Linked DNA regions of Homo sapiens: all the other regions are linked to region 3. Evidence: chromatin loops called from intact Hi-C (ENCODE). Cell type or tissue: heart right ventricle. All regions are shown on one strand. Each heading gives the region's core, and the rest is flanking DNA. Links, peaks and the distances in the headings are about the cores only. Region 1 has its middle 56 kb from the start of MTPN. Region 2 holds the start of PTN (pleiotrophin). Region 3 overlaps DGKI (diacylglycerol kinase iota).

Region 1 (10,225 bases), core at 2,642-7,641, 1.4 Mb after region 3:
ATGAAGAGATATATATATATATATATATATATATATACACATATATATATATACATATATATATATGCATACATCCTCTCTGCTTCTATTACTAGATAGAAAATTGATAGACAAAGAAAATCTACTCAGTGATTGATAGTTTTACTTTAAAATCTACCTACTAAAACAATCAGTTCTATATTAAGTGGTAAAATAGGACACACGTGTCCATAAACTCTCAGTCACAAAAGCCCATGCAAGGGTAAAGGCATGATTCATCCAAAGTGATAGATATAGTTTGGATGTTTGTGCTTTCCAAATCTCATGTGGAAATGTAATTTCCAGGCCAGGCACAGTGGCTCAGGCCTATAATCCCAGCACTTTGGGAGGCCAAGGAGGGCAGATTATTTGAGGTCAGGAGTTTGAGACCAGCCTGGCCAACATGGTGAAACCCTGTCTCCACTAAAAATACAAAAATGAGCCAGGAGTGGTGGCGGGTGCCTGTAATTCCAGCTACTCCGGAGGCTGAGGCAGGAGAATCGCTTGAACCGGGGAGGCGGAGGTTGCAGTGAGCTGAGATTGAGCCACTGCACTCTAGCCTGGGCAACAACTCTGTCTCAAAAAAAAAAAAAAAAAAAGCAGACATGACATGTAATCTCCAATGTTGGAGCTGGGGCCTGGTGGGAGGTGGTTGGGTCATGGGGGCAGATGCTGCCTGAATTGCTTGGTGCTATCCTTGTGATAGTGAGTGACTTCTTTTGCTGAGTTCACATGAGATCTGGCTGTTTAAGAGTGTAGACAGTGAAAGCCCGTCTCTACTAAAAATACAAAAAATTAGCCGGGCGTGGTGGCAGACACCTGTAGTCCCAGCTACTCGGGAGGCTGAGGCAGGAGAACGGCATGAACCCGGCAGGCAGAGCTTGCAGTGAGCCGAGATCGCGCCACTGCACTCCAGCCTGGGTGACAGTGAGACTCCGTCTCAAAAAAAAAAAAAAAGAGTGTAGAACCTCTCCCCTCTCATGCATGCACTCCCACTCTCACCATGTTACACTGCCTGCTCCCACTTTGCCTCCCACCATGATTGGAAGCTTCCTGAGGCCTCACCATGAGCAGATGCTGGGGCCATGTTTCCCGTACTGCCTGCAGAACTATGAGTTAATTAAACCTCTTTTCTTTATAAATTGCCCAGCCTCAGGTGTTTCTTTACAGCAATGTAAGAACAGACTAACATAGTGATTAAATAAGTACTTATCTTTGAAATGCAGTTTTCTATTTTATTTCAGACATAGAAGATAAAGGCAGTCTAGAGGCTTCACCAAGCCAGGAAGAACAGACGTGGACTAAAAAGTGACTCATGGATGACAAAAGACCTGTAAATAGCAAAAGCAGCTGATGGCACCACAGAAGCTGATACAGCTGACAGGATTCCCAGCCAGGGCTGAGGGCTCAAGTAACCTCTAAGTATACTGAACTTGCCCTCAGGATTCTCAGAGTTAGCGAGGAATGCTTGTAAGAGATTTTAGGAAACTTTCAACTATTTATTCTTCGGGTTTGTTGTTGTTGTTTGCTTGAAAACAGGATCCTTTTACTAAACTACAGCCAGCATATCTTAGCAAGTGAGAAAATTGATATCAACATTTGGGTAGCATGGGAATTGATTTTTCTTAGGTCTTTGGATAGGGCACACACTACTTTAAGTGAAACTATCTTAAAAATGAATCCAGGTCATTTCAATCTATGACACAAAGGTTATACCATGAAGCTTACTATAAAGCTTTTTCTAAAGGGCAGCTGGGAAGATAACCAACATTCTCCACCTACCGTAAATAACTAGCAATAATAATTTTTAATATTTCATACAGACTGCCTTTCACTGAGGCACAACAACTCTTTTTTAAATAAAAGCAACAATTTCAGGAATTTTAAGTTACTGGCCTTCTAGTCACATCACCTTGCAGTCCAGTCCGTACCAAGAAAAGTTGACATGCTGGTACCATGCCAACACCACCTAAACAGAGCTAACTTCTCATAAAACCTCCCTGAGGAGGCAGAGAGTAAACAGTTTAGATTTCAAACTACTCGAGTGAAACATGCTGCTTACAAAGAAAATATAAATAGGGAACAGAGATGATGACAAAGCAAGTCATAAAAACTAGTGCAACAAACCTAACTTGAAAGTAATTTTCCTTTACTGATATTGTTTGACTATATCCCCACCCAAATCTCATCTTGAATTCCCACGTGTTGTAGAAGGGACCCGGTAGGAGGTAATTGAATCATAGGGACAGGTCTTTATTGTGCTGTTTTTGTGATGGTGATTAAGTCTCACGAGATCTGATGGTTTTAAAGAATGGGAGTCTTCCTGCTCAAGCTCTCTTCTCTTGTCTGCTACCATGTGAGACATGCCCTTCACCTTCCGTCATGATTGTGAAGCCTCCCCAGCCACATGGAATTGTAAGTTTATTAAATCTCTTTCTTTTGTAAACTGCCCAGTCTTGGGTATCTTTATCAGCAGCGTGAACATGGACTAATACATATACCAAACAAAAATGCAAAGGATCCCCCACAAATTCAACTTCACTCTTTGCAAAATGTCATAGCTCCAAAATGATCACAATATATAGACAAAATTAAAACTCAAAAAGTGAACAGGAACGATAGAGTGGTAAAAAATGAAGCAGGATAAATAGACATCATAAACAAAAAGATAATTTAAAAAATAGTAAACTATGAGTATTAAAATGATGAAAATGAATAGATGATATTAGGTAAAAGAATAGTCTAGAAGAACTATGTAGTATAGGAATAGTTTAAAAATAAAAAAATTAAACAATTCTCATAAAGGAAGGAAATAAAATTACAAATGGTTCTAGAAATTCAGAAGTCCCATGATTAACATCCTAACAAGAGGTAAATAAGGTCCCTTGGAGTGACTGTTCATTATTCTCCCCAACTGCTGAAGTTTCAGGGGTTCCTTATTCCTGGACAAATATCCCTAAAGAGATGCACATTGTCCATAGGATGCCTCAAAGTAAGGTCTGCACATGCACACATATGTCCATCACAGTGCTATTCATAATAGCAAAGACATGGAATCAACCTAGGTACTCATCGGCGGTGGATCAGATAAAGAAACTGTTGTACACTTACAACATGGAATAACTACATGGTCATAAAAAAGAACAAAATCATGTCCTCTGCAGCAACAGGGATAGAGTTGGAGGACATTATCCTAAGCAAATTAACGCAAGAACAGAAAACCAAATATAATGTTCTCACTTCTAAGTGGGAGCTAAACATTGAGTACACATGGACACAAAAAAGGGATTAGACACTGGGGCCAACTTGAGGGTGGAGAATGGGAGGAGGGAGAGGACTGAGAAACTACCCATCAGGTACTATGCTCATTACCTGGGTAACAAAATAATCTGTACACCAAACCTCCATAACGTGCAATTACCCATGCAACAAACCTGCACACATGTCCATGCTAAAACTAAAAGTTCGAAAGAATTTTAAAAATAAATACAAAGAAATGTAGACCACATTCCCAACTACTACTCAAAACAAAAACAAGAAGAAAAGAAATCACATTACAAATAGCACATACATTGAAGGCAACTAACTTCTTCTTCTTCTTTTTTTTTTTTTTTTTTTAGAGGGAGTTTCGCTCATGTTGCCCAGGCTGGAGTGCAATGGCGCAATCTCAGCTCACCACAACCTCCGCCTCCCGGGTTCAAGCGATTCTCCTGCCTCAGCCTCCCGGGTAGCTGGGATTACAGGCATGCGCCACCATGCCCAGCTAATTTTTGTATTTTTAGTAGAGATGGGGTTTCTCTATGTTGGTCAGGTTGGTCTCGAACTCCTGACCTCAGGTGATCTGCCCGCCTCAGCTTCCCAAAGTGCTGGGATTACAGGCGTGAGCCACTGCGCCCAGCTGGCAACCAACTTCTTAATAGGCTTTTTGGGGAGGAAAAACTGGGCTCTAACAGGGACCTGCTTAAAACCCTATGCTCCTAGAGAGCTGGGCCACCAGCATGAAGCACAGAGACTGGGGGTAACTGGCTATTAAACTGAACAGAGCTGAACTCTACCAGAGACCTCCAGCTTTATGGAAAGTGCATGCTAACAGTGTCATCAGCCTGTCCCTTTAATCTCAAAACACCTCACCAATTTGATTCTCTTCCTCAACATACAGCCTAGAATATGTCTTATCTCAAGCTTCTCAAGCTACAGAAGCCAAGGCCCTTCCGGTTTTTAGCACCTAAATGACAGTAGTGAGGACTAAGATGAGAGGTGGACCAAGGTCACATACTGAAGAGAGCATAAGCAGGACACTAGAGCATCGTACTTGGCAGGGTTTTTCAAAGTTAGGTTGTTGGACGACCTTGCCTCAGAATCTCTAGGGGTGCTAGGTCAAAGTGAGATTCCTGGACCACATCACAGACCTAACAAGTCAGCATCTTGGAGGTACAGCCCAGGAATCTGCATTTTAAAGAAGACCGTCCCCTCACCTCCCACCCCAAATGACTGGTATGCTCTACAACTTTAAAGATGTATTGTCATTAAGGGAAAGTGGAATCAGGGTAACCTCGGGGCGAGCAGCCAAGGAACAAGGAGAAAAAACTGGGGGAGCATCCAACAGCAACAGCAGGGACAAAAGGAGACAAAGCCATAGAAGCAGAAAAGCAATGTGACGGGTCACAGTAAATTTTCTGGACTTAAGTAGGACTTCACTGGAAAAGCTACAGTCCCCTTGCCCCTACAGGCATGCCTCTGCAGCTATTAAAGGCATGGTACTCTGACAGATTACAGCTCCTTGCTAATTAAATTGTAAATCTTGTTTCAACTGTTTAAGAAAATCAAGGACACTAAAATGCAGTCATCTCTAAGCTAGAGTAGAGCAGCTGTCTTATCTTGAAAGAACACAGCACCCCAGCAGAATCTACATCAGAGGGAAAGCAAAGAGTCCCTGGGAGCTGGAGATGAGACGAGTGAGCTTGATAAAGTGCAGTTAAATGTTACCGGAACACTATGTACTAAACAAAGTTTCAGTAACAATCTGACAGCCTGCTTTTCAAATTTAAAGCCTACTCAAAAGGTCAGACTGCCGCACATCTCCAATCTCCTGCTCAATTCTAGATAGCTTCTAAAGGCCTGGGTCTCTCCTGCTTTCTGAACTATAACATTAGTGTTTCTCAATCTACTCATTTTAATAGAGTACTCCAGAGCCACACATCCAGAAGGTTCTTCAGAGGTCAACTTGCTATGCCTCTACTTTAAGAAAGAGCTCAGCTACAAACTGTGTTTACAAAAGGTATCTCTGCTTGTCCTACTAGTTCATGCCAGGGATTCGAATTAAAATGCTCACATTTTTATTGAAAAGACATTTCTCACACACTCTCACCCAAATGTCAACCTCCTGCAATGGGGAAAAGGGGTGATACATATTAGTCAAGGAGTTGGTGATGGGAACCTTCTTTTACCTCTCTTCAAGTTTCCATGGGACATCATCAATATAACACACATGACCTCTCCCCACGCACTCACTTATTTTATTCCATGGTAAGTGGAATGATCTATATGATGAGTGAGTTTGGAAAAGAAACAAAGCAGGCATTCTTCAGCCTTATTTTCCCATTTCTCTGCTTGCTGGCAGACACCTCTGGTCTGATGCTCTGTTTCATCAGGATTGCAGAGATGTCCATGGTTTTCTAGCCCTACCTAGGTAGGTGAGTCTCCCCAAATTGGAGAAAGGAGCCAGGAAATTATTATTGCCATATGCCTGACCCACATTCTCCAAACTAGCCTTTATTACTAATAAAGGGGCTATTTGGAATTTCATCTGCCTTACTCATTATCTCTCTCATAATTGGTTCAGAACTAGGTGGAAAGAAAGTGGAGTAGTGTATAGGTTGCCCTCAAGTCCCCAACATTTGGCTTCTATTATACTTTCGGTTTAGGAAAGACTCAGCATAAATCTTTTTGGTTAGAGGAATAAAGGGGATCCTCTCAGCCTAATGCCAATAATTCAGACCGTGGAGGAGAATCACCTCCTAACACAGCTACATTACATGCATTTGAGGGTGATTATTGGTAGAAAAACAAAAACAAACCAAAAATGCGCCAGTTGCACAGGACTTATGTAGGTACGTAGGTAAAAATTACTATTCCATTTGTAGACACTATTGCTCTGTGATCTACCCTTTATTTTTGGTTGTGAGTGGACTAAATATAGGTGCTCTGTTTGCCATTTCCATAATGTTTGCATTTTCTCGCCTCCAGACCTTCGTACACACCACCACCCATGGAATGGCCTCTGTTGGGGCCACGATTGTTCATGTGGAAAATGCCTGCTTATCCTTCAGGACTTATTTCAGATTTTAACTCACCCTGATCTTTTCAGAGTTAAATACTTCTTTGTCTTACTATAGCATCTCATTTATAACTCTATTAGTGTGTGTGTGTGTGTGTGTGTGTGTGTGTGTGTGTGAGAGAGAGAGAGAGACAGAGAGAGAGAGAGTCCTGCTCTGTCATTCAGGCTGGAGTGCAGTGGCACAATCACGGCTCAGCAGCCTCAACCTCCTGGGTTCAAGCGGTCCTTCCACCTCAGCCTCCCTAGTAGCTGGGACCACAGGTGCATGCCGCCACATCCAGCTAATTTTTTTTTCTGGTTTCTGTTTTGGTTTTGGTTTTGGTTTTGGTAGAGATGGGGTCTCCCTATGTTGCCTAAGCTGGTCTCAAACTCCTGGGCTCAAGTGATCCTTCTGCCTTAGCCTCCCAAAGTGCTGGGATTACAGGCCCTCACTTTTTTCACGTCTTTCCCTCCTCTCAACACCTGCACCATTACACTGGGAACTCTGGAAAGCATAACCATCTTTTATATCATCTTTATCATCCCCAACCCCTAACTCAGTGCCTGGCATATGGTAATGCATAATAAATATGTGAGGAGTGAGAGGCAAGTAAAAGAAGAAAAGAGACAGAGACATGGGCACAGATACAGAGAGCCAGGTAGAAGACAGAAAGAGAGAAACAAGGATAAAGACACACAAAGAGGGACCAGAAAGGTGGAGAATAGGCATGCGGGGGGATAAAAAGAAAGGAAGAAAAGAAAAATAAAGTCATAACCACATAGTCTCCCTCCTCCTACCAAAATACTTGCTAAGGTCTTACTGAACTCTAAGGATAGCTATGAATGGGAGAAAACTGGCCAACACAACCAAGGACCATGACAAATGTAAGTGGCTGAAAAGCAAAGGGGATGCTTTGAAAAACTCTGCCTAGAATCCAAGCAGATCTGCAGAACCGCACTCTTGTTGCTAGCCCAAGTGTAGGAAGAAGAGAGAGCTTACGTGCAAAAGGTATACATGAACCCTCCCACAAGTGGAAGCTTTCTATTTCGACTGTGCTATGAAGAAATGATTTATCTGCTTGCTAACAGCATTTCCCAATCCTTCTTGTTTCATTATTGATATAAAGAAGAAAAGAGTTTAAACTGATTCATTTTTTCTTTTGACCTCTAAACCACATTTGCTTGCTTACCTGATTGTGGAACTTTCAGGAGATTATTTAAACTTTCAGGTTTGCATCATAAGGTACTTTTTCTGTAGGCATGCCATAAATCTGCGAGATGAACTGTGATTCATTCCTGTAGGTATTAGTATGTCATTATGTAAGCATTGCCAATAATGAAAAAAAATTACTAGCAAATGTTATGGCAAAGAACAAATAAAAGCAGCTATATCTAAGTATTATATCTCTATATTATAATAAAAGATGGGCTGTGTATAAAGAAGTAATTTATAACAGCTCACAAGCAACTCAACATTTTTCAGATGATTATCAGCCAAATTGTCATGTACCAAATAGGAAATTAAACAAAACAAAAAGTCATACACAGAAATAACCAATTAGAGATTCTCCTCTTTACACTGTTTTCTGAAATGAATTGGATTATTTCTCCACAAAGACATAGTAGGCTCACTAAGGAGGACCACGGTATGTACAAAGCATTTCCCATGTGTACCACAGCGTGTCTGTATTAGGCAGTCAAATCCTAGTGGCCAAGACCTAAGTAACTCCTTGGTTAGCATTTATGACTACAGTGTGTGTCAATAGGCTTTTATGTTTCTTTGTTGGTTGTTGTTGTCATTTTGGCAAGGGGTGCTATTTTGTTTTGTTTTGTTTGTTTTGTTTCAAACTCTATGCAACCAACATTTATTAGCAGCTCCTGTTTGGCAAATACTGAGCCATACCCTAAAGAAACTTTTTAAACACGAGTAAGGCTCAAACCCTGTATTCAAGGATCTCATAGGTCTTTCGATTTTGGCAGTGCTACAAATACAGACATTCTGTCTGCTGCTAGCCTAGGCCCCCATGGAGCTCCTGGGAAACTTAACAGAGAGCAGGCATAGAGGTCCAATCTGCCACCCTCACCCTCTCCCTTTATCATCAAACCTACCTGTCTCACCAGTTTCAAATGACTCTTCCAACCCTTATTTTATTTACCTTTGTGTCAATGCCATTTGTCTATTTCCAACATCCCTCTAAGCAGATCATATGTGTTTTAAGTACAAAAATAGGTCTTACTTATTTTGATGTCATCTAGAGCAAGGAATTCAGTGTGTAGATTAATAAACTGTTTCCATCTGTCTTACCTTCCTAATGGTATCATGAGTTCTTTGAAGAAATAAACATTTTTTGGTGATAACCAAATACCTCATACAAAAATATTTGGTTATCACCAAAAAAAAAGAGAGCACTTCAATGATGGAAGGTATTATATAACATAACTATTAAGACTAGACAATCTCAGGGTGGAGGAAGACCTTCAGCTCTTATTTTGAGGGGTAAGGGGAACTGAATTCTCATGCTCTGGACCTAAATGTGCCCCCTCCATCAAAAATGTTTGGTTTGTCAAATTCATGGGTGGAGAATAAGGGAATTCCCCAAGGTGTGTATGAGCATTGCAGAATAATGGTTCTTAAGTGTGTAGGGCTCATGAATGGGCTTTAGCCAGTTCATTAACATGTACCCAAAACATGTTTGTGTGTGTAGATGCATTTTTCAATGCAATTATTACATAGCTTGGACTAGACACTCAAGGGAATCTATGACTTAAGATAAAATTAGGAACCCCTGCTGTTAGATAATCTTAGCATAACTACTGTTTTTCCCTAAAAATCATTGGAGAAAATGTTCTTCCATGAATTAAAGTGTCCAGAAAGAGCATTATACATGGGGTGAATATCACACTTTGTAAAACCAAAGAATAATAATAATTAAAAACAGAGAACTCAGAAAGAAGAGAAATGCCTTATACCCAGAGGCACAAAATAGTAATGTGCCCTCTGAAACAAACAATGACTAAAAGCCAACACATGCTTGTTTTAACACCTAGGTTTGAGATATATTAGAAAAAAAATGTCATAGTAATTAACCTTCTACCTCCCATCCATATTCACGGGGAGAAAAATAAACAAAAGTTTAGCAATTGCAAAACTCAGGGAGCCAGATATACCCAACTATTTCCTTCAAGAAAATTTTATCACTGCTTTCCATTCTACTCAAATGATCACAGTATAGCCTAGTACAGAAAGGAAAAGATCGCTGACCTACTGCTTTTATATAAACTAATTTCTTCATGTGTCTTATTCCTTTATAAAGCAAATTGAGCCAGGCACTGTAATAGGTGCTAGAGGTAGAAAAGACATCCCTAACATCAGGGAGTTTGCAATTTGAAAGAGAACAAGATAAGGAGGCAAAATTCAAATAAATAAAATGGTTTAAATGGTTATATGTTATGTTTAATGCTATTGTGGAGACAAACAAGATTCTTAAGTTTAGAATAGTCAAGGAAGATCTTTCTAAAGAAGTGTTACTTAAGCTAAGACAAAGATTGTTAAGAAGAGCTGTAGACATACATAGAATGAGAAAAAGATTCTACAGATGAGAAAAGAACATGTTCAAAGACTATGAAACAAGACAGAGCATGGAATTTTTGAGAAAGGAAAAAGAAGAATGGATGAAGTCCATCCACTAGGGAAAAGAAAGTTAAGACATATGATTGAAGAAGGGATGAGATTATGCAAATCCTAGAGATGATGGTTTAAACCTCAGACCTTGTTCTAGGTACAATGGCAAGTCCCTGGAGAGTTTTAAGCAGGCCTGGGGGTGACCTCATACAATTTCTGTTTTAAGCACATTACCTTTAATAATATGAGAAGAATAAATTAGTGTGGGA
Region 2 (10,225 bases), core at 170-5,169, 110 kb after region 3:
ATATGGTCTAAAAAGGGGAAGAACCCTCAGTTCCGGGAGCTGCCAACCCCTTTCCAGGAAAATTCATGAATAACCTACCCCTTGTTTAGCATACAATCAGGAAATGACCAAACAGATGGACAGCCAGAAGCCACTGGGGCTGCTTTGCCTATGGAGTAGCTAGCTATTCTTTATTCCTTTACCTCTCTAATTAACTTGCTTTCACTTTACTCTATGAACTTGCCCTGAATTCTTTCTTGCAACTGAGATCCAAGAACCCTCTCTTGGGGTCTGGACCGGGACCGCTTTCTGGTAACAAAGGCTGTCCTATGCATTGTATGATGTTTTACAGCATCCCCGGCTTCTACCCACTAGATCCAGAGCAACCCCTTCCACCAAGTTGCGACAACCAAGACTACCTCCAGACATTATTCCCTTTTCCTGGAGGGCAAAACTGCTCCCAATTGATAATCACTGATGTATACAATTTTAGTATATACCCATCTGAATAAAGGGTGATATTTTTGGTGTAACATATGTAATTGAGTAGAAATCATGGGAATCTCATGCTTACTTTATCAGCCCTATAGAGAACACCTCAATCAAGCCAGCATTGTTCACCTAACTGGTAGCTAGCTGTATGTTACATTTGTATATGTTAACATAAAGCTGAAGAACAGAAAGAAAATGGATAGCTCTTTGTTCAATGCCTTAGAAACTTTGCCCCTATGGAGTGTTAATAGAATGCTGAGATATCTTTTTTGGTAAAGGGACTGGGAAAAATGCCAAAAAAAAATGCTAATGTGCGTTTCTCCACACTTTATACAGGTGAAATCTGATTAAAACAAGCACTGCTTGCTTCACACAGAAGTGGAATCACAAAAGGAAAACAGGTAACCTGAAGCCTGTGTGTAGGAGAAAGGAACACAGCTTCCTTATTTAGTTATTTCATTTGAGAATTGTATGTGGTATGTATATGAAGAGTTTGGGAAGGGGGATAAATTGTAGGTGTGTAAGTGCATCTCTGATGCCTTTCCTTTTGAAAAGCTTGATTGACTGCTTGATTGAGTTTGTAGAGCCACGTCTGGCTCCAGTCAACTTCTCCAAGGGACATTTCTACAGGTAGCTGTCAATAGAAGAGCCCCAAGTCCCTAAAAACTACTTGCCACAAGACAATGCTTCTAATTTGGGGATTTAAGGATAGTTCTAAGTAAACAAATTGCTTAATAAATATTTGTCAAATTGAAATGAAGGGATGTAACCTCAGAATTATGAAAAATGTGGTCTATTTTACAACCAATTTGGGAAGGACGCCATCAAATGATAAGCTGACCAGTAAAGGTAAAAGTAGGTAAAAGGAGCTAGCCACGGAGCAGGAAAAGCTGATAAGTGGCAGAAAATCTCGAAATTTACATTTCGAAAATGTTTGGGTGAATTTGTATAATACATCTTAATCCTTTTACACAATACTTTTATCTCATCTTTATCATAAATATTTACCTATGCATTGCCTTAGCGTCTTTCCTGTATTGAATGAAATGACAATTCCAGAGACGCAAAGCCCAGCCTCCAAGTTTTACAAACCTCAGAGTTTGAGCTACTTTGACGAATCCTCTAAATTCTTGGGTGTCAAAGGCATGTTACTAAATAGGTTGCTAAAGGCACCAAGGAAACCAAAAAAGGAAAGAGCTCTCCCTAAAGGTAAGTAGCACTTAATTGGGAACTTTGAGACGTCTGTCACTCTTTGTGACAATTGAGAAAAAGTACTTTGTACATTTTGTGCTTTGCAGGTGAGATGTGACTGACACCTTACTGTCTCTGTGTTTAGAGAGGGCTTTCGTGGGTGGAAGAAGAGGCTGGTTTGAAGAGAGTGCTTTTCCATTCTGAATATCATTAAAGGATTGTGGGGGGCCAAAAATGTAACCTAAAATGCCATCAATTGTCCATTTAAAATATCCTATTTGGCAAAGTGGCTTTGCACTCATCTGAAGAATAGATCATGGGTGGAGTTTGGAAAAGAAATGTTGTGTTTCGTCTCTGCTAAAAACAAAACAAGGTACCATCTCATGGCCTCTTGGTTCAAATCCGTTTTCTTGCTCCGCAGGGAGAGACTGCCCCTGGAGTATTCTGCTTTTAATAAGCTTCCCAATCAGCTCTCGAGTGCAAAGCGCTCTCCCTCCCTCGCCCAGCCTTCGTCCTCCTGGCCCGCTCCTCTCATCCCTCCCATTCTCCATTTCCCTTCCGTTCCCTCCCTGTCAGGGCGTAATTGAGTCAAAGGCAGGATCAGGTTCCCCGCCTTCCAGTCCAAAAATCCCGCCAAGAGAGCCCCAGAGCAGAGGAAAATCCAAAGTGGAGAGAGGGGAAGAAAGAGACCAGTGAGTCATCCGTCCAGAAGGCGGGGAGAGCAGCAGCGGCCCAAGCAGGAGCTGCAGCGAGCCGGGTACCTGGACTCAGCGGTAGCAACCTCGCCCCTTGCAACAAAGGCAGACTGAGCGCCAGAGAGGACGTTTCCAACTCAAAGTAAGTGAGAGGAACGTACGATTTCTCGGAGGGCTCTTCGATCGAGTTTGCCTTCACCCTGTGCCACTTTTCTGGGTGCCAGCAGATGATGGTGGTAGGGGTGAGAGAGGCTGCCTGGTGTCTTTGCTGATAGGACTGCTTTCAAAACTGACTTGCTCCAGAGGCCAAGGGAGGCATATTTTTGGGGTTTCAGGTTAGGTTAGTTCGGGTGTGCTTAGGTAAGTGAAAGGAAAGAAGTTTTTGTGATGTTAAGCATGTATTTGGACCGTGTTCCAGCTACCAGCTGGAGAGCAAGACAGGGTGGGCTGGAGAGTGCATCTTTGCTTTTTGTAAAACCTGGAGCTTTAGTAGGTGTGTCTCTGGCTGGGTAGGTGCAAAGAAAGTAAGGCAGCCTGAACAAGCAGCTCTCATTTTCCCAGCCTCTCTCTGATTCTCTGATTGCCCCAGAGCCTGTCAGCCCATGACTCTTAGCTGGCATTTCTAGGTAAGCTGTGGGGGCTTGTTCCTCCCAGTGCTAGCTGACATGAAACGTCTCTCACGGAACTACTGGCACCCGTCTTCCCACCTGACAGCCCAGGAATGGTTCCAGAAATGGTTAGGTCCAAAGTTTAGAAGACACACCTGGAGTCCCATCTCTCATTTGAATGCAAATTTAAAGAACTGCCCAGTACATAGACCCTTAAACTTTTAATTTGACCCACATAAATTTAGGATATATTTGTTACTAATTTACTAGATATTTAGAGTTTCTGAGTTGTTGTTTCTAATAAGTTAAGAAAACATTTTTTGAGAGGAATGTATTCAACTCCTTTCTTAATAGATGGAAAGTGAAACCTCCTCTCTCCTCTCCATACACACACACCCCTTTCTCCATGACATAATGTGACACAACACACACACACACACACACAGGAACACACACATGCAGTTTATATACACTCTAGTGTTAACTCACCCTTGTGTCTGTTAAGAGCTGCTTTGTAAGTTTGGGGACACATTCAGAAAATAGGAGGGGTAGGGGTGCTAAGAGGAGAAAATATTAAAGCTGCGGTCCTTGAGCATCTCTCATTTTAAGAGTTATCAGGCATTTTGCTTTAGCAGCTTGAGAAAGGGGTGATGTGTGTGTGTGCGTGTGCATGTGCGTGTGTGTGTGCTAGAGAGAGGGGTCTGGGAGGAGATTTAGAAATCACCAAAAAGAGCTCTGGACTAATAACATAATGAAACATTTTATGATCCTAGGCAAATGTGGAATTGATGAAACAGCAGGGCCCATTTTAGCCCCTTAATTATCCGGGAATGCATTGATATGTAGAAATATTGAAAGTTAATGACAATGAAACAAAAGAGAAGTCTCCCAACACAGAAAATAAAGCTGTATTTTCCATCTTCATTATGTTTCCTTTTAAGTAAATTATGCACTTTAAAGGCCAAGTCGTTTAAAAAATATAGTCCAGTTAAATTCAGAGGAAATTAGAATGAATATTTTTTTCTTCCTTTGGGACATGAGTTATTTCAGACTGGCAATATTTGTACTTTTTCATTTAAATTAGAAGATGAGATTTTAAAAAATTATATTATTTAAAAAAAACTCTAATGCCATCCTTTTGTGCTTTAAGAAACTTGGGCCTTAAGTTCTCTAATTGTACTTTAAATAAATAGAAGGTGATCTTTTTTCTGCCACTGCTCACTGGTTCCCTTTAGGACATCTTTTTCTGCATTTAGTGAAAAGCCACTATAAGGAACTCCCACCTGAAGCCACATATAACAGCATTAGGTGCTGTGTTCCAGCTGTTTGCTTCTGGATGCAAATGCATTATGTTCTCAAAGCTAGAGCTTGAGATAAATAAAAGTACTATTAGATACATGACTTTTTAATTATCTGACTTTAAATGAGATATTATAGATAATTAGAGTAATAAGGTATACCTAACTATATTTATAGTCTAATGTATTATATGTATTATATATAATTCTCTGTTTTTTTAGACCCCTTTCCATGAGATCATGAGATTTGGTTTAATAAACGTATTAATTTATTGATATTTTCCATATGCCTTATTTGGGCTTCACATATAGCAACACATAACAAGATCTACATTTCTTTTTAATGAGCATTTTCATTTTTTAAAAAAATTTCAGTCAAGCCAATGGCCTGGTTTAAAATTTCATAAAAGCCTAGTTGTTGAAAACAACAGAGAGAAATAAGATCCCCAGATAGTTGAATCACTTTTTTTAGTAAAATCAATCTTAGATATCAAATATTTTAACTTTAAATATTTTATTTTTCCTTTGAAGATATTTTTGCTTTCTCACTTACATGGCATTCTCACATGAATTCTGACCATATTCCTATTTGTCATGTGGTGTTTTTAATTACTATTCAAAAATTTCCCACAAAATCGAGTTTACCCGGCTCGTTGAAAATGGTGTGATAAATTAACAATAGATTGAGGGCCTGAAGTCAGAATTCAGAATACAAATTCCAGTTCTCTAAAGAATTATGCTTTTTAATATGGCGGCATAATGATATGGGGAGTTGTTCTTGACTTCTCTCAGGAAGGAGGTGTCCAGACTGAGACCACCCAATGTGATGAGTGCAAACATCCTCCACACCTGAGTGCACCTCAGCCCAGTTTGAGATGTGCTTTTCTCTGGAGCATGAGGCTGAGTGGGAGCTCTCCAATGGCCTTTGTTCCATAGCTTTGCTAGTGATGTTGAGTTGGGCTTCTCCATAAGGGTGAGGAATGTTTTTAGCTCTGGCTTCTGTTCTAAATGAATAGTCGAAGAGTTTTTGCCTCCTTCTGGCACAAGGTCATGTCACTGCTGTGGGAGGCGAAGTAAGATGATACTCAGATATGAACCTTCTTTTTATGAGCTGGGCTTGCTTTTTTCCATCCAGAGTCAATTGGCTTAAGTGGAATTTGGGCCATGGCCTCGTGGAAAGTTGTTTTTCCTTCTGATGTTTATGGACAATTCAAGTTTCCACCCACTGGGCTATTTTTCCATCCACTTCAAGCCAGTCTAGTGTGCGGCATAGTTTTCATGGTGTCATTACAATATTTCTAGATTGTAAAATATAACAAACCTCTTTTTCTTTCTATTTTGGCATTTAGTAAATAAGAAATTAAAACAGTATCTTAAAAGGGTAGCTATGATGGAACACTATCAGAGGGTATTATAAATATGGGAATATTGTGGACTTAATTATGTAGATCACATTCACCACAAATCTCTATTTCTTCAGGGTGGACAAGGAATACAATGACTCCTTCATGTTTGAGATATTTTTAGGGATAAAATTTAATTCATTTTTCTAGGCTTTATTTATTGAACCATTTTTTCAGAGTGGGTTGAGATAAAGTGATATCTCAAACAGAAAAAAATCATATCCAGTTTTCTAAAAATAGAAGTCTTAGATTTTTTTCAACTTCACACATAGTGTAACAAAAAATCAAGCGCTGTATATTAATCTTGAAAAAAGTGACTCATAGTAACTGATAATTGGGCTCTTAATTCTAAGAATTGCTCTTAGCAAAAGCTAAAACATAATTTTAAAACACAAATAGCATTCTGTCTCTAACCCTTTGCTCCCTTTTCTTCCTGCTTTTACATTTACCTATTTCTCCTTCTTTTCTCTCATTTCTCCATTAATTTGGTTGCCACTATTTCCCACCCAACAGGTCCCAGAACGTCTTGCCCAATTCCCTCTTGCTATGATGGCATACATTTCTCTATGTACGGATGTACCAGGAATGCCTGCCCATATGTTGGCATTCTTGGAAGCTTGGACCTTCCTAGCTGATGTTTTCAACACCAGTGCCCTCTCTACTGATTCAATGGCATTTTTCCCCCATTTTTTTTTTTTTTTTTGATTCAAGACCCTGCCTAAGGGTCAGGCAACATTTTCATCACTGCAATGTTGACCTCATTCTCTTCTCAGTTTCCCAACATCAATGTAGAGGCGCAGCTGGAGTTACTCATGTCCATCACATCGTCTCGGGGTCCTACTCCAACAATACAATTTTTCTTGCTCCTGTGGCCAGCCAATTTAACAATATTTATTGTACGTATGTTGGATGCCTAATACTACATTGTGCTGGACAATGTAGCATGTTTAAGAAATAGAACATGGTGTCTATCTCTATGGTTTCACAATATCTAATACTTTGTGTTTGGTACGTGGTGTGAACTTGTGAAATTCTTTATTAGAAATGTATTTAAAGGAGATCTCAATTAAAATCCATTATACCCTCACCCATCTCTGGAAAAGATGCTTTAAAAGTCACAGATTGCTAATCCCAACATTTTATGATTATCTCATACTGTAACCTCCTTGATATGTTATTGTCTTAATGTTTTCCTAATTTCTTTGGGCACTCCTTTTTTCATGTTTTGTTTTGCTTTTTTTTTTCTTGTCTTCCAAATGTGTACATTTATTTCCAAATATTTCAGTTTCCCGCCTTCCTCTCTCCTCTCCAAATGCTTTAGTATTGTCACAACTCTTCTTTGAGCTTTAACTCCTTCACAAGGAAAATTCTCAGATCTGAAGAGAATTGAAGGAAGATTCTCTCTAATGAGCTCTGGACTCACATTTTTAATATTTTTTCAATGAATACTGAAGGAAATCATTCAGGCACAATTCTATTTGGAGGAGGAGATTGAAGTAAAGGACTTCCTGTTATTTTATTTTTATCCCTACCAGACTTTTACGCATAGTGACTGACATACTATATGGTAGGTAGTGTGATGAGGGAAACAGGACAAATAAATATGTCTTCAAGCAGCTAATGATCTACTCAATATATATGTAAGAACATTAAAACACTAATTACTACAACACAGGTTAGAGGAAGATATGTACAATTGTTGCCCTAAGCAGTTCCAATGACAAAGGGATCACATTTTTATGAGAAAAAGGAAAGTGGAGCTCACAAAAGGCTAAATGGTACGCAACGTCTATTTCAAAAGCATTATGTCTGTTTGTTCCTTTAATGCTGTTTATTCTGGAAGGGAAATTGAACTCCTGATTCCTTCGTGTTTTCATTTCACATTTGCCACATAACGTAGCAGAAACAAATTATTGGAAGTGACAACTTAAGAATTCAGACTGAGTTTATTTAGAATCAATATAATTTTTAAGACATGGCACTCCCTGTAGATGTCCTTTTCAGGAAAATTTATACCAGAAGAGAAGAGTGTCCTTTAATGAAAACATATACATGAAGGGAAAGAAGGCAAATCCTTGTACTTCAGCTGTGGAATTTGGGTGAAATCTTGAGTCGGAAATTGAAGGCACCAAAGGTTTTCCAAGGCAAATGCCCCCTCTAGGTGGAGCTATATTTCTTCCCTTGTCTTCGAAGTCTCCCCATCACCCCTTATAGTGACTTCAGCTCCTCCTTTCTCACCATTTGACACCAGCCCCACCCCATCCAACCTGTGCACCCTATTAAGGCAAGGGCTGTCTCTCATTCTCTCAAGAACCCTAGCATATTTAGCATAGAACCATTGAAGATGGCAAATGAGTGAGAAAATAGGCAGCTCTAAATGCCATTCATTCTCTTTGCCCATGTTGTTCCACCCACCTTGACCATCTGTGTTCTATGCCTAATCCCCTTGCCTTACCAAACAACCTGGTGCCAATTTCCTGTTTAAGCCCAAGCATTCCCATTCTCAACTTTGAACCTCCAGAAACTTCTCCCACTCTCTTTCCTTCACTCCCTTCATTACAAATGTCATATAGGCTTGCTGGTTCTCTACAGTGTCTTCCTAATCATATTTCACCTTGATAATTTTAAACTTTTCATAGTTGCCGATTCAAGACTACCTCCAGAATGGAGAAAACCTTACTTACCTCTTCTTTAACAAACCATATTATTCAAAGTGACAAAGCTAGTAATTTGAAGCATTATTTTCATTATAACTTCTATGTAGCTATAAGGCCTGTTTTTAAAAATGTTTCACATTTATTTTTTCATCATATTTTTGTAACTCTACTCAGGTAGATTGAGTGGGATTTTTAAAAAATTGATACAGAAATGCAGGCTTAGAGAAGTTAAGGGGGCCATATTCAATGACATACAGATATGAAAACAAAAGTCTTAAAATTCCTAGTTTGAGTTTATTCCTCTGTAATATAATGCCATCTCTTTCTTAGGCTAATAAATAGATTTTATCTCCCATTTGTCTCTCATGTCAAACCCCAAATCCAATGTATGTACAGTTAGAGGTCAAATAACCTACAGCAGCAGTTCCCTGTCTTCAATGTTTATCAGATTAACTAGCGTCATGTGTAGGTTCCAGCTGCCTGGAGCCCATCTTCAGCAGTTCTGATTTAAGAGGTGGAATCAAGGACCCTGGACATACGACAGGGCATGTGGATACGGATGAAACATTAGAAACAGTAGCCTTAATCGCTCAATATTTGAGCTCCAAGGTCCAAAATACTGAGGTATAAACCACTGCACTTCTTAGTAGCTCTGTGACCGTGAGCAAATATTGTGGTCTTTCTTACTTCAGTGTTTTCATCTCTAACATGGGAGCACATACCTACCTTCCAGGATTGACGTCTGAGTAGTAATTGAGAAAATCAATGTGAAGTACTGAACATAGAGTCTGATTGCTGGGAGTGTTTGAGCAGGATGGTGAAAATGATGATCATGGTGAAGCAGCACCAGATGCAAGTCCTCACTTCTTCCCCCTCCTGAATTGCTTTTCTTTCTCATGCCCACTTGGCATCTGCAACAAACATACAAGCAAAATCCTAGGTGGAATTCCATGCTTCTTGAAAGGCCTCGCCCCTCCACATGCTCATACCATTTTCTTCCTTCTCTCTAAATGCAGATTGAAAATCCTTTCTTCTGGAAGAAAACATACGGAGCATGTGATCATGCTCAAGGCCTGGGGGTTGGGCAGGCAAAGTCTCCGATGCAGACTCTTTGACCTTATCCCTTCCCATAAGGTATAGGAGAGCATTTTGCATACAGAAGACTCCCAATCCAAGAGACAGGCACTTTATTGCTGACCTTAGTGATGCTCATAACCACATTCTCTCTGACCCCTGCTGATAGAGGCTTCAGTCCAGGGAAGGAGTTAAGGTTTGGAGTCAGGAACCAGCATCTCACCACAGTCCGCCTGTTGTTTGGTATGGGCTGCTGGATGTGCCACTGAATCTTCTGAAATCTTAGGTTTTTTAGCTCTAAGTGGGAAATGATGATGATGTTACTTGTTTTGCCAACCTCATAGGTTGGTGGTAAATGTCAATGGTCACGACGCAACATCTGTAAGCTCTAAACTGTTATACTGAACATGAACTGAACTTAATAAAGTCAGTGGGGCAAGTTCTGCCTTTCTGGTTTCCCAATCCTGCTATTGTCATTGTCATTTTCTCAGGACACACAGAGATTGCCTAAGTTGCTTGAAGGTAAGTTTGACTCACAAAGTGAGGAGGAGGTAAGATGTGCGACAGGAATGAAGAAAAAGAAATGAGTCATACTAAAAAAAAAAAAAAAAAGCGAGAAGACATCTTAAATGAGGCTGAACTGAAACAGGCATGCTTTCTTTTACCTCAGATTATGTTATATTTCCTTCTGAAGTGTCTTAAAAGCTACATGTCACATTTTTTAATTGGTTATTCTCACTAAATATAAGCCTTAGTAATTGGCTAACAGCAGTTCATTTACATGATAGCTGGATAACTGTGCTTCTCAAACTTTCATGTTCATACCAG
Region 3 (10,225 bases), core at 2,727-7,726:
GGGAGAAAAATGATAAAGATAATGAGAGAAATCAATGACAAGGAGAATAAAACAGACAGATGATGAACAGAAAATAAAATTTTTGGCCGGGCTCAGTGGCTCACGCCTGTAATCCTAGCACTTTGGGAGGCTGAGGCGGGTGGATCACGAGGTCAGGAGATCAAGACCATCCTGGCTAACATGGTGAAACCCCGTCTCTACTAAAAATACAAAAAATTAGCCGGGCGTGGTGGCGGGCGCCCGTAGTCCCAGCTACTCGGGAGGCTGAGGCAGGAGAATGGCGTGAACCCGGGAGGCGGAGCTTGCAGTGAGCCAAGACCGTGCCACTGCACTCCAGCCTGGGCAACAGCGAGACTCCATCTCAAAAAAAAAAAAAAAAAAAAAAAATTTAAAAAATTCGTTGAAAAGATAAATAAAACAAAATTCTGAGAAGTCTGATTTAAAAGAAAAAAGTACTGAAAACAGAAAGAAATATACCTGCAAGGCTTTCCCCATATCATTCTTCCTCCAAGGCACCCAGGGCATTTTTGTGCCAAGCGGCCCTTTCTCCTCCAAATTGCAACTGACCCGGCTCTGTTGGATCTTCTCAGCATTTTCCCATGGTTTTAAAATTTAAAATAGTCCCTTAGATCCATCAACCTCCCTTTTTCTCAGGCAGAGTGAGAGGCAATTAGTATAAAAAGGATGAATTAGATTTCTATCATTACTGGAATTGGTTGCATTTATTTTAAATGTTTCCATTTAGAAGCATTATAATTTTAAAGAAAGATATACACATACCTACTTATATGCAGATCCTATAGGAAAGACTGTAATTCCAAAGTAGGATACGCAATGTGTATAGTGTCTGCAAAACCTGTGAACATAATAACAAATATTTAAGAACCAATTTTGAAATGAATTGGTGAGAAGTGGTTGACTGACATTATTACTGCTGGGACCATAATGATTTTTTCTTTAAGTTAAAAAAATTTTTTTTCAGTGTCCAAGGAAGTTCTATTTAAAATGACATGATTCTGGAAATGTATTTGCTCTTATCATTAATTGTACCACCACGATTAGTGACAAGACTATATTTCATTTGGCAGAAGATTAATAGAGAGGGAATTTACTTAAATTTTAGCAGACCAAATCTATTTGAGTTGTAAGGAAGAATTTTGCCACTTGAGGATCTATGAGAAAAGAAAATAGGCATGGAATGAAAACTCTGATATATTCTTCTTAAGTTTTCTTTGAGAAAAGGACTGACTCACCTCTGAGTCAGGTGGGTTAAGAGCAGGCAGGTAAAGGGTCTAGGAGACACTGCTTTTGTTTCTGAATCAGAGTAACCTTTTTCCGGTTCTTAGATTTTGTAGTTCGTAAGAAACCCCCAAATGACTGAAAGAGTTGTACTTTTTCTCAATGTCCCCAAGTCCTAGTCCTGAAAGAACTAAAATGGACTGTCACACAAATAATATCTTGCCACTAGACTAAGACACAGGGGAAACAGTGTAGTGAACCACACCGAGGGTAGATATTCAATCCAGATAATTGTGTCTAGGCAGGTATCTGGTACCCGATCAGCTGCACAAGGCTAATGGGTTTTTATGATTGGCAGAGGATTTCTGTCTTCAAGGAAAGATAATGCTATCAAATGTTTAACTATAATGTGTGAGGTCTGATTTGTGATTTCATTGTGATTACCCTAAGAAATAGGGTAAACAATTCAGTCAATCGTGTATTGAACAAATCAGTATTGGGCACCTTCAGTGACTGAAGTCAGGCACTGAAGATATACAACTAAAGAAGAAATAATTATTGCCCTTGAAGAGCTTATATTTAAAGGGGAAATATTAAACCAATTATTAAAGTTCCTTCTAATAAGTGCTATTATGGATATATGCATAGAGTGTTCTGGAAACAAGAGGAAATATAATTTGCTGCTTTTTTTTTTAGATTTAACTTTTTTGACCCTAGAAATGATGAATATTTAAAGAATTAACGAAAATGTCAGCCTCAAAGAAAAAAAATAGGCTTATTAAGTGTTCTATGTGTATTTTCTTCATTTTTTACATGTGAACAGATAAGTATTTGTCCTTCCTCATTGTGTAAACCAGAAATATCTCTCAAATAATGGAAAACATTCAATGGTAGTTCAACCTCTCCATATGCTATGTGTGCTCAAGGAAATTTGGACAACCGAGAAATTATTTGGAGATACCAAGATACCTAATAATACTTTAAACTGAAAAACTGGCCTTTTTAGTATAGTCTGCAATTGCAATTCTGAATCACTATATCGAGAAGATAAAGCCCGGAGACCTCCTGTGTTCTGAAAACTCAGATGTTCTAAGCTGATTATGGGAGAAACAACATCATTCCCCTCTGGTCCTCAACTATTTTCTTTATTCAGTTTCTTCTGGGAACATTAGGTTATGGCCTGAACCTAATAAAAAGGGTAATTGTGCTTATTGTGAAAGTTTCAGGTTCTCAACAGGAAGACAGACTGTTGGACAGCGATTTTGATTTTGGAAATATTCTTTCAGCTTCACAATCAGATAAGCGGGAGAAAATTAATCTTCTTAGTGGGATGCAGGTTTTGCTGAAATATATCTTAGAGATGAAATCAGTGCTGTCAGGATAAAGATGGCTCCTGGCATCTGTTTCACTGAGATAGTTGGGTCCCGTTTCTACCTACCTTTGACATCCCTGCTTACCTTTGACTGGGCTCAATCTTGCTCACCCCGGATACTCATTCCAGCTGGAAAAATACAGGATAGCTGACATATGTCTTCCTTCTTCTTTTTCTTCTTGACTTACCTTGAGTTTGAAATGACTTGGTGAATTACTCTATTTGGCAAGCACATAATAACACTCTATTCCTATGGGTGTGTGAAATATTTAATAAGAGATTTGCCTTTGTTATTTTTAGAATTGTTCCTCAATCAGTTATGCATATGGAGGCCCTAAACCACTCGGAGGAAATGGATTTAAATTTACCTTTCCAAGTTCAGTTAGTGGAAGAGTTAGAACAGAGTTCCCTGTGTACCAGATCTTATTTTGACTGACATTGAAAGAAAAACAAACAAACTTACTTTAATGTTAAACATCCATTTTATTTGAAATAATCCCAGGAAATTCTCGCCCTTCATTGCCATGAGTTCCAAGTTTTGCCAATGATTAGAGTATGAGGAAATATTAGTGTTAAGTGGCTCTCTTTTTACATTTGTAAAAGCTGGCAGCCATATTTATTCACACTTCAGGAATACTGTGAATGTGAGGCAGTATTGATTGGATCCCTCTTTAAAGCATGTGAGTTCCTTGGATGACCAAACTGTGCATTTCTCCCTCTGTCTCCATAGCACTTTGCACCATACCTAAAATGGTAGGCATCCAACAAGGCAGGCTTTTGGGATGAATAGAAGGATGTTCCATTCATAGAACATCCCTTGATAGAAAAGGTGCTTTGTCAAACCAAAATAAATACGTGTCTATTTATATTGCTATACTAAACCCAGTACTTATCAAATTATAACAAAATAATAGTGATAACAAAATAATATGTAAAATGTTGACCATTTTTGTTAGGCTGTGGGTTCCATTTATATATTTCAAATTTGAATATAAGTATGCTGGATCCAGGGAATTCACAGATCAAAATAATAAAGACACACCTGAATGCCTGACTTGGAGAAATGTTGGTATTTCACAAGCGAGAAAGTAAAAGGTAAGTATGGTCGGTATAGGAAGTTGTAGGCACTGTTGGTGAGCACAGTGGTAGGTAGAGTGGCAAGGAAGAATTGTTTCCCAGGCATTCACCTCCAAAATAAACTGTTGGTCCCCGGCTGCATTCTCCAACTTCCACCAACACTCTTGTTTTCTCAGTGTGTCTGTCTTAGGTGAATAATTTGATTAAACAGATCTAAAGTGTGAAAGAGTGATCATTTTGAAATATTTTCAAAAAAATTCGCTTGCAAATCTCAAGTTGCTGGGATGTGGAGCAGTAATCACTTACCATGTTCAGTGTGGAGTTGAGGAATGTGAGAGGGATGTCATATTATCACTGGAAATGGTGGTGGCTGGGGAGTCATATCGGGCATGGGACTTCTCTGCGGTACTTCTGGGGCCCTCTGAACCCCCTACTCTAAGAAGATCAGAACAAGAGATATCTCCACACCATGCTAGCACTACTTATTTGGAATTCAGGGAGATGGAGACCACATTCCCCGCCCCCCCCCCTTTTTTTTTTAACTTTTCTGGATGATTGTGCCAGGCATCACACATAAGAACAACAATCCTCCAACAGTTTTCTCCAATACTCTGTGAGATGCTGGTCTTACTCCATGACTCCCTTACAAGCTCCTTAAAGGTGGGAATGGAATGTTTTAAGTTAAGTACCTCCCACAGCTCTTGGAATAGAGTTAAGTACATAGCAGTTCTTAATATCTAACACTGGAGTCACTGAATTATTCTCACAGTCTGTCGAGCCCATTTTAATTTCTTGTTTTCAATATTACTATGATTTATCTGCATTCATTATATTTTTTTTCACAGAGCTCCTCGAACTGATCTATAACTGAGAAACTCTCTTGTCCTTAGACACATTAGAGTCAGGAGGAAGCAGACAATGTTTAGATTCTGTTCCCACCCTCTCCTGAGAAGGGTGGGGTGGGAGGAGATGTTGTCAGAAAGCTGCTGGGGTATGTTACAGTTATCTTCAGAGGTGCCAAACCAGCTTCCAACCCCGCCTAGTTTTGTCTCCCATTTTCTAAAACTGGGATCAGAAGTCCTTATTTGGATTTCCTAAAAATAAGTAGCTGTGGCTGAGCCCTTACTCAATTACCACAGGGAGATATTGCATATCCGGGATCACGAGATAAGTGAGGTGCCTTGCTTATAAGCCCCACGTGCTAAGACTAAACGTGGCTCTCATGTGACTTGCCTTCACAATCCAGAGCTCCCTCATGTTTCAACTTATGCTTAAAAAGAAAAAAAAGAAGTCCACATTTACAAAATCCAGATGGATTATGTCTCAACAGAAGCTGTTGGCCGGGGTTCCCAGAGTCACTAGGATAAAGCTGGCAGCTTGGCTTTTCCTAAAGGGTCCTTCCTCCTGGCTCTCCGGGTATGTCTCCGTTGTCTGGATTTTAGAATAATGTGCCTTTTCTATTTCTTCACCCTTTTTTTTAGAAAGTGGGCTGGCAACTATATTGCAGAGACTGATTTCTAAAGGCAAGCCACCCATCCTTTATTGCTTCACAACTGTGCTGGGTTTAATTATTTCTTTTTTCATTTTGTCTACAGAATGCTAAAATGTGATGGCTACATCGTCAGGATAAATAAGCTTGTGAAGTATTATTTTCTCCAACTTCATCTCTTTATTTTATCTATTTCTTTTCTGTGTCCACTGTCGCCCATTCTTCCTCAATCTCTCACATTTCAAACTGCTTTGCCCTCATTTTGTTGCAGTTCTTAAAAGTTAACAGTAGGTGGCAGTAAAATTTTATACTCGAAAGACATTCAGGCGACTCAGCAAACTGAGGAGGGTATACAGAAAGTATGGAATTGTAAATGCTAAAGGTAAAACAGCGTTTTTTTAAAATTAGTTTTTAGACTTTTTAATTGACTAATTGCATATATTTATTGTGTACAACATGATTTTTTGAAGTACGTATACATTGTTGAATGGCTAAACCTGGCTGATCAATGAATGCATTACATCACACAGTTATTTTTGTGGTGAGGACACTTAATATGCACTCTCTGTGCATTTTTTAAGAATATATTATATCATCATTAACCAAAGTCACCATGTTGTACAATGGATCTCTTGAACTTAGTCTGCTGAACTGTAATTATACGTCCTTTGACCAATATCTCCCCAACCTGAACAGTGCTATTTTCTAAAAGCCAAATATATCTAAATATAGGAATCTATTTAAAAAAAAAAAAAACAAGATATTTCAAGCCCAGCTCACATGGGGGTCATCAAGGCATATATTTGGGTAGGTGAGTCTTAAAGACTGGGAAATTATGATAATAAAGGGAATTGGTAGAAATTTGTATCAAATGAGGAACTCACCAAGCAGCCTTTATTATTTACATGCTGGAAATGATTTCCTTCCCTCCACACAAATGCTCATCTCTGTCTTCTTCCTTTCATTTTGCTCTTTCTGCACCCCTTCCCTCTGTTGGTCATGAATGTTACCTTTGAGGCTGCTTGGCATTCCCTGAATGGGTTTGTGACCACTTGAATAGAGAATGTGTTTGTCTTTCTCTCATTTCAATGCCACTCTGTGTGTTTGCTGTAACTTTCATCTCTCACTCTCATTCTCGCCTGCTCTCTTTTACTGTATGTGCTTTGTTCACTGTTTTAAGAGAAATATTCACAATTAGAAGGACCAAAAGCAAACAAAGAGAGGATTATGTAGTCGATGGAGATTTGCAGTGCTGTGGGATTTCTGGTCCTATTTTACCTAATTAGAGATGCTTTGGGGCTAGAGTGATAATGGTGAAGATGTCACACAGATCCATGGTCTCATTCTTTCTCCCTTGGGTCCTCCAAATGATGTCATAGGCCTGGCAAACTAGTTCTCCAGGATAGGCAATGCACCCTTGAGAGATGCTCAAGGGAAGAAAGCTATTGCACAGAGATGATAATCTGCAGCCATGCTTTCACAGCACAGTAAATCATACCTTTGCTCACTTGATTTGAATGAAGATTCTTGTCTACCAACAGTTTTAGGAAATAGATGGAATTTGTGTAGCATCACCACTTCACGGTAAAACAGAAGAAAAAGATGAGGTTTCTGCAGTTGTGATGCAGACCGTTGAAATGTGCCTGGAGAGAATGCCCAACTGGGAAATCGGTTTTCATTCGGGACTACGTAGGAGTGTAACAGAGGACAAGCATCATGGCTCAAGAAGCAGGGAGGAAAGTGGAACCTGGGGAATGCTGACCAGGCATGAACATTCTTACATGTTCACCATAGGAAAAAGGTGTGAGCACATGATGGGAGGCTGTTCTATCCAGGAAAGACTGGATTCCACCCAACTGTGACAAAGGTAAATGAGAAAGTCCAGGAAACTCTCAGGGCTGTGGTCAGGAGAGGGGAAAAGAAATACAAGTAAATGACTGAAACGACAGAGAAAGAACATTCAGAGCTGACATTAAGAGCTTCTCTTTCCCTTCCTAAGTAGGATGGATCATCACCTGATGTTTATAGAAAGTGGTCTTTTTGCTGTGGTTCTCATCCCCAAAGCTAGACAGTAAAGAGGAAAGACAGGCATGAAAGGGAAATTGAATAAAATACGCATATAGTGAGTTGTTTTCAGTGTGTGGACATACGTGTGCTGCTTTGTTCCCCAACAAGAACTTCACAATAAGGAGTGGTGTACTTATTTGTAGTGTGCTGTGTAGGGTGTAGAAGGAGCACGGTGTCTAGCTTGCCCAGCATTCCCGCTTTGTTTCCTTTTCTTATTGCAGGATGGTAGCCAGAAAATGAAGGGGCCTTGGCTATTTCAGTCAGGCCCGTGAATTGGATGAGTGTCTCCCACCTCTTCTACTCCATCCATAGTCTGTGGTCCTGGGGAATCCCACTGCTGAGTGTTTTCAGAATATGAATCTATGCTCTTGTGCCTATTTAAACTCTGCTGTCACACCTGTCCTGCATGTTTATCTTAAGCCCATCTCTATGTGGTGGCCCCATCCCTTGGCCAACTCCCCACCAGGTGATGGTTTAGCAGTGCTGAGTAGAAGGTATATGTGTTGGGGACACGGAATAGAGATAGACATTCATTTGTAGATGTTTCTTTACAGAAAGTAAGAGTCCCATATAGAGGCATCCCCAATATTTATCTAATCTATCCTCTGTTCTTTAGGAAAGACTAATGGATAATCTATTGACATCCTATCTCCAAAGAAGGAAATGATGTAGCCATTCTGAGGAAGGGCCAAGTAGGAAGGCCATGGGTGCTTTTAAATTAAAGCCATGAGATGATGAAAAAAAATAAATAAAGCAAAATATGCATAGAGTCTAAAAAAATAAAAAGAAAGAAAACTGGACAGTGTTATTGAAATGAAAAGGATATTGTATTAGGATCAGCTTGTAAGTTTTGATCATTTCATGGAGCTTACCAAGAAAATGCACATATCTAAAACCTATTGTAAAGTATATTATACCAGATATAAAGACTGAAATAGTCGTGACACCCATTATTTCATTTCCAGGTTTATTGACTAAAAACGATAAAACATCATAAGAGGTGCAATACTTTATAAAGTCCTTTGCCTTCCCAAATATAATACTCATTTGCTTTTATGTATTGCTCTTTTGCTGGTAGAAAACTGGGCACATTTTTCAGTGCCCTTAAGCCTTGTAATCGATCTACTAGAAAGATAAAAGGCTTTGAAGGAAAATTTGTGGATTGAAGGCAATCTAAAAAAAGTATCTTTGAGTTTCTTAGAGATGCTTGAGTTTAGATAGAGTGCTGTCTGTAATGCAGCAGCCACTAGCCAATATGTGCTGAATGTCTTGTTCCCTGATTTGTGATATCTCTATATATTAATCTAATAAAATGATTCATTCCAAGATATTATAGCTGTGTTTAGTTGGGTAATTTCATATATTCAGACTGCCATGACAACACTCCGTTCCAGAGGAACAAACTTACTTCCTTGGGAACCTGGAGACTTGTCTGAAGCTGACTGCCTCAAACACAGATATCTGTTTTGTCCTGTTTTATTTTTTGTTTGTTTGTTTGTTTTCGAAGTTTGTGACTTTAAAAATTCAAGGGACTTTTGCTTTTGGATACATAATATGACTGTGCTGGTTTCAGTATGAAAATATTTTAATTTTTACCAGTTAAATTACATAATATTCTATCTAAAATAGCATTTTGTTTTCCAAGAGCTTCCCTTTTTTTCCAAGTTTCTCTGTGTATGCTAGTTTGAAAAGTTGTCTTTATTTTAGAGACAATATGGATATTCTCATAAGCAGGGTTAATATTGGGAAGGGTACTTTCACCAGCAAATATTCAGATCAAGATTCATGGAAGAGTAAATCCAAAGTAAAATATATATATATGTGTATATATAAAGATATGTATATAATTAAAAATATGTAACTATATATTATTTTAATTTTTTATTTTTTCGAGACAGAGTTTCGCTCTTGTTGTCCAGGCAGGAGTGCAACGGTGCAATCTTGGCTCACTGCAACCTCTGCCTCCTGGGTTCAACTGATTCTCCTGCCTTAGCCTCCCAAGTAGCTGGGATTATAGGCGCGTGCCACCACGCTTGGCTAATTTTTGTATTTTTTTAAGTAGAGACAGGGTTTCACCATGTTGGCCAGGCTGGTGTCAAACTCCTGATCTCAGGTGATCTGCCCGCCTTGGCCTCCCAAAGTGCTGGGATTACAGGGGTGAGCCACCATGCCCAGCTATTATTCTAGTTCTTTAAAAATAATTTTAAAATTGACATAAAATTATTATGTGTTGTATACAACATGATGTGAAATATATATAACCATTAATTATGTAGCTAATTAACGTATGCATTACCATGCATAGTTATAAATTTTATTGTGAGAGCACTTAGCATCTACTCTCTTAGCATTTTTTAAGAATGCAGTGTATCATCCTTAACTATAGTCAGCATGCTATACCATAAATCTCCTGAACTATTCTTCCTATCTAACTGTAACTTTGTCTACTTTGAAGAGCATGTCTCCCATCTCCCTCACCCCGAAATGCCCCAGCCTCTGGTAACCTCCATTCTACTCTCTACTTCTGTGAAATCAACATTTTAGATTCCACATGAGTGAGACATGCAGTATTTGTCTTTCTCTACCTGGCTTATTTAGCTTAACATAATATCCTTCAGGTTCATTGATGTTGTTGCAAATGACAGGATTTCCTTTTTTTTATGGCTGACTAGTATTTCATTGTGTATATATACCACATTTTCTTTATCCATTTGTACGTTGATGGACACTTAGGTTGATTCCATATCTTGGCTATTGGTAATTGTGCTGTAATAAATGTGGGAATGCAGCTATCTTTTCAGCATGCTGGTTTCACATTCTTTTAATACTTACTTTTAATATTTACCTTATGATTGCTGAATCATATGGTAGTTCTATTTTTGTTTTGTTTTTTGAGGAAACTTCATATTATGTAGGTTGTTTCTTTGCTCTGGTGATTGTTTCCTTTGCTGTGTAGAAGCTTTTGAATTTGAGGTAATCGC

The links. Hi-C counts contacts between places; a loop is a spot of excess contacts. Peaks named below come from ENCODE experiments on the same cell type or tissue, not always from the same donor. Only the 100,000 strongest peaks of a DNase experiment are listed, where the experiment ranks them.
Region 1: a loop joins it to region 3, with 6 times the contacts of the local background. A loop is called at or near these places in 2 of 110 quality-filtered maps.
Region 2: it touches region 3 in a loop (2.9-fold over the local background); 8 of 110 quality-filtered maps call a loop at or near these places.

Annotation. Positions count from the first base shown.
Region 1 is chr7:136,028,333-136,038,557 of GRCh38, reverse strand. It overlaps a transcript of LOC105375523 not described here. Among named protein-coding and RNA genes, the nearest start is that of MTPN, 56 kb to the right of the region's middle. In heart right ventricle, for the core only: no CTCF peak of the experiment used is centred there; a DNase peak (open chromatin) is centred at 4,577; H3K27ac peaks cover 2,165 bases.
Region 2 is chr7:137,335,713-137,345,937 of GRCh38, reverse strand. It overlaps PTN (pleiotrophin), which reads left to right and starts at 2,205. Exons shown (of 5, transcript NM_002825.7): 1 at 2,205-2,499. RefSeq lists a cis regulatory region at 1,653-1,662 and promoters at 1,666-2,411, 247-2,411. In heart right ventricle, for the core only: no CTCF peak of the experiment used is centred there; a DNase peak (open chromatin) is centred at 2,297; H3K4me3 peaks cover 2,228 bases; H3K27me3 peaks cover 802 bases.
Region 3 is chr7:137,449,633-137,459,857 of GRCh38, reverse strand. The region is part of intron 27 of DGKI (diacylglycerol kinase iota); the gene reads left to right. Among named protein-coding and RNA genes, the nearest start is that of PTN, 110 kb to the right of the region's middle. In heart right ventricle, for the core only: CTCF peaks have their summits at 5,264 and 5,468 (motif pointing right); no DNase peak of the experiment used is centred there; H3K27ac peaks cover 1,307 bases.